2 separate regions of the Homo sapiens genome follow, and region 2 is linked to region 1. A link is an interaction called in ENCODE POLR2A ChIA-PET data of the cell type or tissue named here. Cell type or tissue: PC-3. All regions are shown on one strand. Links, peaks and the distances in the headings refer to the core of each region. The heading gives the core; the rest is flanking DNA.

Region 1 (5,381 bases), core at 224-5,223:
TTAATAGAGACGGGGTTTTGCCATGTTGGCCAGGCTGGTGTGGAACTCCTGACCTCAGGTGATCTGCCCACCTCAGCCTCTCAAAGTGCTGGGATCACAGGCATGAGCCAACGCGCCTGACCTCCTACTTTGCTCCCTCCTTCCAGCTGTGGGCCAGCGGCCCTTGTGAGGAGGCCTGAGTGGTCGTGGGTCCCCTCTGTGTCCTGCCTAGGGCTGGCCAGCCTGGCTTGGGGTGTGGGAGAGCTGGTGCAGAGGCTTGGGAGGGAAATGTTCGAGGGGCAGAAGGGCTGTCCCTGTCCCCCCGAGATAACTTTGTGCCACCCTCACCCTGGGCTCATCTGTCCATGGGGGCCCAACAGAGAAGGAAACCAGAGAAGAAACAATCAGGAGAGGAGGGGCTGTCTCCCCCAAATGCTGTTCGCCTCCCACCTGAGGGATCCTTCGAGGTCCTAGCAGGAAGTGGAGGCACAGCCAGACTGTGTGTTTTGAGGGTAATTTTCATAAAAGGTCTGTTTGCAGGCATGGGCAGGTGCAGGACACCAGAGAGGAGAGTGTGGAGCTCCAGCGAGTGTCAGCGGGGACTGTTACTACCACGGAGGAGAGGAGGGGGTCACCAGACCCAAGACAGCGCTGCAGTGAGGAGGGGTCTGCTTGATGGGGCTGGGACTTTCAGCCGAGCAATGCCCTCAGCCCGTGGCCGCCTCTCAGGGAAACGAATGCGCTGAGCTCACGATCTTCCCTTCCTTCTCTCAGTGTTCTGCCTGGGCACCCCATTGGCTGAGCTCAACAGGTTCAAGGCGGTCTTCCTTGGGCACAGAGCAAGATATACAGCCCACCCCCTCCCCAGCACAGTGCAAGGAGCCCATCAAAGGTGGTGTCTGGATGGCTTTGTGGGAGATCTCCTCTCCCCTTTCTGGTCACAAGGCAGAGAAGTCCCCCAGGGCTTGGGCTGGTGCTCTTCCATCCTGTCCCACTAGCTCTCAGGAGCCCTTCACTCCCTTATCCCGTAGATCTTGGCCATGCCTTTAGCTGAGGTTGGAGACACACTCTAGCTAGCCTGCACAACACACAGATGAGCCCAGACACTCCTCTCCAATGCACAGCTGAGCCCAGACATACTTTCCAATGCACAGGTGAGCTTGCATGCACGTATAGTCACGTGCCTGCCAAGGCATCTGGAGAAACAGATAGGCCTGAGGTTGCTTGGTGGTGTTACACCGCCCAGGACAAGTTCTACCAATTAAACTGGTGACCATGTTTCCAAAAGCAATTACCAGAGTGCTGCAATGCCTCCCAAGGTGAGGAGATTAAAGACACGGCTCCTGGCTAGAAGCAGGGACTCGAGGGGTCTGTGTGCTGCATACATCAGAGACGAGCCCACAAGTACCTGCCTGTGAGCACACACGTGCTTAGAGCAGCCAGACCCGGGAGGGATTTGGGGGAAGGAGACACACCAGGAACTCACCCGCAGAGGCCAGCAGCCCCTCAGCACAGGTGGGGCCTGGGTCACTGTGTTCCTTCTTTCTTCTGTTTTCTTCTCTGGTGTGTGCAAGCAACAGTAACAAAACAATTTGTGCGAATCTAGACTCAATGCTGGGGGATGGGGAGGAGATGTACCTGCTTGTTAAAAAGGGAGGAAGTGGCTGTCATTGACCTAAGTGGTAAGAAGCCACCTCTTCCTCACCAGCAGCTGCGTGTTCCCATGTCGCAGGAATCGCAACATCTTTGGAAAAAGAGGAATGGAGGTAGAAGTGGCCCTTACCCCTAACCAGTCTCCTGCCTGGCTGAGTCTTGGGGAGGAAGGGTTTCTGGAGAGGGCATGGCTGCTCTCCACAGTCTGGGCCTCCAAGCCATGGCTCTGTTCCTAACCCCCACCTGCTGTCAGGAGCACTTTGGAGGTGGGTCTGGGCTGTTCCCGTCACTCAGTCATCTTTCCCCTTCCCTGTAGCCTGTGGCTTCTGGAAAGTCAGCCTCAGGGGTGGAGGGAGGAGAAGGGGTAAGGGAAGGGGTGGAGGTGGAAAGGCAGGCTGGATGCCACTGCTTCATGCCCCTGGTCCTGTCCACGTCTTTCTTTTTTTTTTTTTTTTTTTTGAGATGGAGTGTTGGTCTGTCACCCAGGCCGGAGTGCAGTGGCGCAATCTCAGCTCACTGCAACCTCCACCTCCCGGATTCAAGCGATCGTCCTGCCTCAGCCTCCTGAGTAGCTGGGATGACAGGCGCCCACCATCATGCCTGGCTAATTTTTGTATTTTTAGTAGGGACGGGGTTTCACCACATGGACCAGGCTAGTCTCTAACTCCTGACCTCAAGTGATCCGAATGCCTTGGCCTCCCAAAGTGTTGGGATTACAGGCGTGAGCCACCGTGCCTGGCCCACTTCCTTCTTACCTTTCTGTTCACAACCTCCCTGTCAGCCCTCGCCCGACAGGCTGATCTGCTATTAATGGAGCAAGACAGCTGCAGTTGGCTTGTTAATTACAGCAGATGAAGTCTTCAGCCCAGGCTCCTGGGGAGGGCAGAGGAGGCGTGGCTGCAGTTGGTTGTCAACGTGGCCTTCCCCTTGCATTTAACGCCCTGAGAACAGAGGTCTGGCTGGGTTGGCAGAGGGTCAGCGTGTGTGGCTGGCTGGAGTCACATGAGACCTGGGGAGGAAGCCTGCTGGTGGAGCAGAGAGGGACCCTGTCCTGTGGTTTCAGCATAGAACAGGGAACAACAGCTTCCGCTGTGTCGAGTGTCTACTATGCGCCAGGAGCCACTCCAGCTGTTCCAGGAAGATCATCTGTAATCCTCACCACGGCTCTAAGTTAGGCAAAATTGAAACCCTCATTTTATAGATGAGGCCTCTGAGGCACAGAGAGGTTAAGTGACTCACCCAAGGTCACACAGCTAGTAACTGGAGGGCAAGGAAGCCTCGTGACTTGAGTGTGCAGCGTTGCCTTATTGAATGCCTCAAAGCCTTTGCCTCCTTCTCCAGGGACCAGCTGGGTCATGTGTTCGTCGGAGCAGGACCCAAACTGTGAGGTGACTCATTTATTCTGCAAATATTTACTAAGCACCTTCTCTTAGCTAGAACATGATCTTCTCTTAGAGATGAAGAAACATGTTCCCTGTGCTGATGGAGTTTGCCCTCCAGCCTGGGAGATGGGCTGTTTTCCCAGCTCCACACCCTGCCTGATGGCCTCAGATGATTAGACTATCCTGGGACAATCCTGGGGTTGGGACTGAGACTCAGAGATGCTCTGGTTTGTGGTTGATTGGCCTGAGATTTTATGCAAACCAGGGGCAAAGGGTGATTATTTGAGGGAAGCCATAAGGGGTGTTGTATGCAGAATCCAGAGAGCAGGTGGCCCTAGAAAAAGAGCAGCTGTGGCTGGGCACGGTGGCTCATGCCTGTAATCCCAGCACTTTGGGAGGCCGAGGTGGGTGGATCACCTGAGGCCAGGAGTTTGAGACCAGCCTGGCCAACATGGTGAAACCCCGTCTCTACTAAAAATACAACAATTAGCCAGGCGTGGTGGCGTACGCCTGTAATCCCAGCTACTTGGGAAGCTGAGGCAGGAGAATCGCTTGAACCGAGCCTGGGCGACAGAGTGAGACTCTGTCTCAAAATAATAATAATAATACTAATAATAATAATAAAAAGGGCAGCTGCTTGCTGGACATATTCTTTGTCCCCATGAAACCAGCTGTACTTTCTGCCCCGGGGTATTGTGAACTTTCCTGCCCCCATAGTTCTGCTTTTTCCTTTAGCTCCCTTCCCAGGCATGGTGGTGCTCACCTGTGGTCCCCAAAATGGAAAGCGAATGAGAAGTCCTGGTTAAGGTGGAAGAGAAGACGAGAAGTCCTGCCTAGGGCATAAGACCCTTTCACTGTGGGAACACTGAATGGGGAGCTGGATGACTCCCTGGGGCCTGAACAAATGTCTAGGTTTTCACCAGGCAGGGAAGAGGGACTGGCGAGGCATTCCAGGAAGAAGGAGTGGAACCTGGCAGAGGGAACAGCATTAAAGGTCGAGGGGGCTATGCAAGGGCGTGACATGCTCAGAGGCCTGCAGACAGGGGTGTGTTGGCAAATGTTTAAAATCCAGATTTCTTTCATTCTTTTTATTTTTTTTTTTGTGACGGAGTCTTGCTCTTGTCACCCAGGCTGGAGTGCAGTGGCGCGATCTTGGCTCACAGCAACCTCTGCCTCCTGGGTTCAAGCAATTCTGCCTCAGTCTCCCGAGTAGCTGGGATTACAGGTACCTGCCATCACGCCTGGCTAATTTTTTGTATTTTTAATAGAGATGGGTTTTACCATGTTGGCCAGGCTGGTCTGGAACTCCTGACCCCAAGTGGTCCACCCGCCTAGGCCTCCCAAAGTGCACGGTGTGAGCCACCGTGCCTGGCCTAAAATCCAGATTTCTGACCAAAAAAAAAAAAAAAAAAAAAAGCCAGAAAACCTTAACTGTGGCATTTGCTGATTCCTGTGGTGTAAATACTCTCACCACGGCTGATTTCAAGCTGCCAATTGCCTTGCAAAACTTTTGAGTATGTACAAAGCAGCTCTCACAAGCTGGGTGCTGGTATGAACCACTTCCAGCATGCCACAGCATCAGGTCATCTGTCATTGCCAAAATGCAGAGGCACTTGGGGAGGATAGGAGAAGAGGCTGGAGAGGTGGACTGAGAGAGGACTGGGAAGGGTTTGAACGTCACATTTGGGAATTTGAGCTTTAACATGAAGCAGCAAACGCCCAGACCCTGATTGGGTGGCTCTGGGTATATGTGTGAGCAAACAGTTGTCCTGCTGTTTGCTTTTCTGTTGTGCCCTGGCCGTCCCTTAAGCTGGTCCTCTGAATAACTCCAAGGGGCCTGTGTGGACTAGGTAGTAGACCTGGAGAAATGTGCACAGAATGTGAGGTGCATTGTTTTCTAATAGGGAGGGAGAAGGTGAGTTCTAGCTCACCCCAGGCAGCTGCACTGTGAGGCCATCCCTCATCTTAATGGGCTCATCCAAATCTCGTTTGCTAATGAGGAATTTAATGGTCACAGACTGACAAGCGAGGAGAAACGGGAAGGTCATTATGAAAATGAAGTATGTAGCTAAATACCACCTCACTTCCATCCCACCAGCCCACCCCTGTGTGCCAGCCTAGAGCGGGTAGGTTGGTGGGAGAAACAGGGACTGGCTTGATCTCAGCTTGAAACTGGGCTCCAGGCTGGGCCTGTGGGTCAGCACCACGGACAGGGCCAGCACTGTTCTTCAAAGTCCTGTGGGCTGGAATGCTTTTTCCTTTTTGCTCCCAGCCAGTTTGTTTGACCAAGACTCAGATGGGGTGTCACCTTCCCCTGCAAACCTTGCACACAGCCCCACATGGATGAGGGCCACAGTGTTTACATGA
Region 2 (5,381 bases), core at 247-5,246, 52 kb after region 1:
GGGTGCCCTCATGATACCTATCCCCTAATAAGAGGCCCAAGAGAGACCCATGTGAGAAGACAGCAACAAGGTGCTGTCTGTGGCCAAGAAGCCAGTGATACAATCTGCCAGTGCCTTGATCTGGGACTCCCAAGCCTCCAGAATTGTGAGAAATAAATTTCTGTTTATAAGCTACCCAGTTTATGGTATTTTGTTAGAGCCACTCGAATGGACTAAGACAATATCTGGAAGTGCAGTTGCTGAGCCATAGGATAGGTAAAAGTTTAATAGTTTTCCAAAGTGGTTGCACCACTTCACTCTCCACCAGCAGTGGATGGAGTTCCATTTGGTCCACATTCTTGTCAACACTTGTTAGTCCTTTTGATTTTAGCTTTATAGTTGTATCAGTTGGTTCTCACACTGCTATAAGGACATACCCGAGACTGGATAATTTATAAAGGAAAGAGGTTTAATTGACTCACAGTTATGCAGGGCTGGGGAGGCCTCAGGAAACTTACAATCACGACAGAAGGGGAAGCAAACATGTTCTTCTTCACATGCCAGCAGCAAGGAGAAGTGCAGAGCGAAGTGGGGAAAACCCCTTATAAACCATCAGATCTTGTGAGAATTCACTCATTATCACGAAAACAGCATGTAGGTAACTGCCTCCATGATTCAATTTTCTCCCACTGGGTCCCTCCCACAGTACATGAGGATTATGGGAACTACAATTCAAGATGAGATTTGGGTGAGGACACAGACAAACCATATTAACAGTTTTATCTTTTATGTTAAGGCCTGTGATTCTTCTCAAACTAATTTTATTTGTGGTATAAGGTTGGAGTTCAAATTTTATTTTTTTCTATATGAATACCCAGTCATTCTAGCACTGTTGCAGATATTTTTTCCTTAAATTGCCTTGGTGCCTCTAAAAAATCAATTGACATGTGTGAGTCTATTTCTGGACTCACTATTCTACTGCATTGATTTATTTGTCTATCCTTACACCAATAACATATTGTCTTGTAGCTTTATAGCAAGGCTTAAAACCAGGTAGTATGAGTCCTCCAATTTCCTCCCTTTTTCAAAATTGTTTTGGCTATTCTAAGTCCTTTGTACTTCATATAGATTTCCTTTTATTTTGAAAAAAACCGTATGCAGCACCATTCCCTGTTTATTCTCAGCACCAGCAAGGGAAGAATGTGCCTTAAAAGCAGCTCTGCCCAGGGCTTGCCCAGCGGCTTCTGTGAGGTTTCCTATCAGTCCATGCAGTCATCTTCTTCCTCATTGGTGCAGTTAATGAGGCTTTCCACCCTCCTAGTGAAGGGCTCCTGAACTCTAGTTCACAAGTTTATTTTATGCAGAGAAGAGGAAAGAATTAGATATATTGATTGTTCCTCATTTAAACCATAACTTGATTTAAATACAAAAAATGGGAGGGGAAGAAGGGCCAATAGAGCATACACCATGCTGACATAGAGACTTTACATTTTAGTCTGAGTTAAGACTCATTAAAAGCCAACAGATAAATTTTAGAATCACATTATTTTCTACAAAATGCCTGCTGGGATTGTGATAGGGATGTTGAATCTACAGATCAATCTGAGGAGGAATTACATCTTAAAATACAGAGCCTTCCAATCTATGAACATGATATGTTGTTTCATTTATTTAGGTCTTTTTAGATTTTTTTCAGTTGCATTTGTAATTATCAATGTAGAGGTCTTGCAAATGTTTTGCTAGATTTATTACTAAGTATTTTACATTTCTGGATGCCATTGTTAATAGGATTTATTGCTATTTTATTTTCTAATTGTTTGCTGATTATATATAAAAATTAATTTTGGCCTTTGTCCTTCAGTTTCATTAAATTAACGTTTTAGCTCTAGTAGATCTTTTTCTTTAGTAGATTAGTTTTTTTTAATGTAACCAATCATGTCATATGTGAAAAAGAGAGTTCACTTCTCTCCCAATAAGTATACTTTTAATTTCTTTTCCTTATTTTATTGCTGTGGTTAGAACTCCAGTTTAATTTTAAGTAGAAGTGATAAAGGCAGAAATCTTTGCATTTTTCCCAATCTTAGGAGAAAAGCATTCAGTCTTTCACCATTAAGTATGATATTAACTATAGCTTTGTTGTATATGCCCTTTATTTGCTTGAATAATTTATCCTTCAATTCTTAGTTTGCTTTTCCTGAATCCTTTGAGATCTTGTGCTTATTCTCCTTTAATTCATTAATATACTGAATTACATTCCTTGGAAATTGCAGTGTTGAGCCAACCTTGCATTCCTGAGATAAACTCTACTTGGTTGAGTTTATACATTCATATGCATGAAATGTGCTATACATTTTATATATTGCTGGATTTGATTTGCTAATTTTCTTAAGAGTTTTTTTTTTAAAGCTATGCTCATAAGGGGTATTAGTCTGTAATATCATTTTCCAGGGTTTTGGTACAGAGTACCATAAAATGAATTGGGAGTATTCCCTTACCCTCTATTTTCTGAAAAAGGTTTTTGTAAGTTTTATGTATTATTTCTTTTTTAAGTGTTTAATACCATTACCAGTGAAGCTATCTGGGCCTAGCATTTTCTTTGCTGGAAGATTTTTTTTTTAATTAGGATTTTAATTACTTAAATAGTTATATAGCTATCCTCATTTTCTATTTTTTTCCTTCAGTCCGCTTTGGTAATTTGTGTTTTCCAAAGAACTTGTTCTTTTCACAGAAGTTGATAAGTATTTTGGCATAATGTTGTTTATAATATTGTTTTATTGTCCTCTGCATTTTTGTAGGATTTGTCCCTTCTTTCACTCACTGGTAAATTATGCTTTCTCTTATTTTCATTTGTTAAAAAATTTATTAATTATATCAATCTTTTAAAGGAAGAATATTTTGAGCTTTGTTAAATTTCTTCATGGTTTGTCTGTTTTCTATTTCATTTACTACTGCTCTTATCTAGTTTCTTTTCTTTTCTTTTTTTTTTTTTTTTTGAGATAGAGTCTTGCTCTGTTTTCCAGGCTGGAATGCAATGGCTCACTGCAACCTCCAATTCTCATGCAAAGCGATTCTCGTGCCTCAGCCTCCTGAGTAGTTGGGATTACAGGCATGCACCACCATGTCCGACTAATTTTACATTTTTAGTAGAGACTGGGTTTCACCATGTTGGTCAGGCAAACTCTTGACCTCAGGTGATCCATCCACCTCAGACTCTCAAAGTGCTGGGATTACAGGCATGAGCCACCATGCCCAGCCTCTCTCTTATTTACTTTCTTTTGCTTACTTGGTTTCAATTTTCTCTTCTTTTTCTAGCTTCCGAAAGTAGAAACCTAGATATTCGATTTTTAAAGCTTTCTTCTTTTCTAATAAGGGCATTTAAAGGTACAAATCTTTCAACAATCACTGCTTTGGTGACATCCCACAGTTTTTAAAAAATGACTTTATTGAAATACAAGTTGTATACAACAAAATTCACCCATTTTCAGTCTATGATTCACTGGGTTTTGACTAACGTTGTTACTCATGGGTCCACCACAACATCCAAAGTATAGAATATTCTCATCGCCCCAGAAAATTCCCTTGTGGCTGTTTTAGTCAATCCACTCCAACTGCTATGCCAACCACTGGTTTGTTTTCTGTCACTACAGTTTTGCCTTTTCTAGAATTTCACATAAATAAATTATGCAGCTTGTAGTCTTCTGTGTCTGGCCTCTTTCACTACGAATAATGCTTTTGAATTTACCCATGTTATTGTATGTATCAGTAGTTTGTTCATTTTATTGCTGTGTAGAATCCCATTTTGCACCACAAATGGTTTATCCATTCTCTTGTTGATGGGTATTTGGGTTGTTTCTAATTTGAGGCTATTATAAATAAAGCTCTTACGGACATTCATGTACAAGTCTTTGTGTGGACATATGCTTTTATATCTGGTAGAAAAAGATATTAGAATCACTGGGTCATATTGTGAGCATGTGTTTGACCTTTTTTTTTTTTTTTTTTTTTTTTTTTGAGATGGAGTTTTTTGCTCTTGTTGCCCAGGCTGTAGTGCAATGGCACAATCTTGGCTCACTGCAACCTCTGCCTCCTGGGTTAAAGCAATTCTCCTGCCTCAGCCTCCCGAATAGGTGGGATTACAGGCATGTACCACCATACCTGGCTAATTTTGTGTTTTTAGTAGAGATGGGGTTTCACCATGCTGGTCAGGCTAGTCTCGAACTCCTGACCTCAGGTGATCCGCCCACCTTGGCCTCCCAAAGTGCTGGGATTACAGGCGTGAGCCACCGTGCCCGGCCAACCTCTTAACTTTCCAAAGCAGTCGTACCATTTAGCATTTTAGAGTAAATCCATTTTCTGTTACTCCATCTTGGCCAGAAGTAGAACTATTATGTGGATTTAAGCAGCTAGTTATCTTTTGAAGAGATTGAAAAATGGATATTATAGATATCCACATATTAACCATTTCTGACATTCTTCCTTTGTATAGATTCAGATTTCCATCTGATATCCCTTTCCTTCTGCCTGAATATCTTCCTATTACATTTCTTAAAGTTCAGAACTGCTGGTGAGGAGTTCTCTCAGCTTTTGTATGTCTGAAAAAGTCTTTTTTTTTTACTTTTACTTTTGAAATATATTTTCACTAACTAAAGATTACTAGTTTGACAGTTATTTTCTTTCCCTTCTTTAAAGATGTCATTCCACTGTCTTCTGGTTTGCACAATTGTTGAAGAGTCTGCTGTCATTCTTATCTTTAATCCTCTTCAAAATGTGTCTTTTCCCCTTGGTGTGTGTGTGTGTTTTAATGTTTATTCTGTTTGGGGTTTACTGAGCTTCTGGATCTGTGGGTTTATCATTTTCATCCAATTTGTAAACAATTTGATTATTCTCTCTCTCTCTCTTTTTTTTTTTAGATGGAGTCTCTCTCTGTCACCCAGGCTGGAGTGCAGTGGTGCAATCTCAGCTCACAGAGGCCTCCTGGGTTCAAGCAATTCTCCTATCTCAGCCTCCTGAGTAACTGGGATTACAGACATGCACCACCGTGCTCAGATAATTTTTTATATTTTTAGTAGAGACAGAGTTTCACCATGTTGGCCAGGCTGGTCTTGAACTCCTGACCTCAAGTGATCCACCCACCTCAACCTCCCAAAGTGTTGGGATTACAGGCATGAGCCATGACACCTGGCCAATTATTATATCTGCAAATATATATATTTTTTGGAGTTTCAATTACACATAGGTTAGAACATTAATACTGTTCTGCAGGTCACTTATTTTCTGGTTGTTCTCTTTTTTTTCTATTCTTTTTCTATCTGTGCTCAATTTTAGATAGGACGTATTGCTCCACTTTCAAGATCAGTGATCTTCTGTAGTATCTAATCTGCTGTTAGTCCCCTCAAATGCAT

Evidence for each region. ChIA-PET counts read pairs that join two places held together with the same protein. Peaks named below come from ENCODE experiments on the same cell type or tissue, not always from the same donor. Only the 100,000 strongest peaks of a DNase experiment are listed, where the experiment ranks them.
Region 2: POLR2A ChIA-PET joins it to region 1 with 5 read pairs; 7 of 35 experiments call an interaction of 5 or more read pairs at or near these places.

Annotation. Positions count from the first base shown.
Region 1 is chr17:74,190,826-74,196,206 of GRCh38, reverse strand. No RefSeq gene overlaps it. Among named protein-coding and RNA genes, the nearest start is that of RPL38, 10 kb to the left of the region's middle. In PC-3, for the core only: no CTCF peak of the experiment used is centred there; a DNase peak (open chromatin) is centred at 2,996; H3K27me3 peaks cover 1,400 bases.
Region 2 is chr17:74,138,683-74,144,063 of GRCh38, reverse strand. No RefSeq gene overlaps it. Among named protein-coding and RNA genes, the nearest start is that of LINC02074, 28 kb to the right of the region's middle. In PC-3, for the core only: no CTCF peak of the experiment used is centred there; no DNase peak of the experiment used is centred there.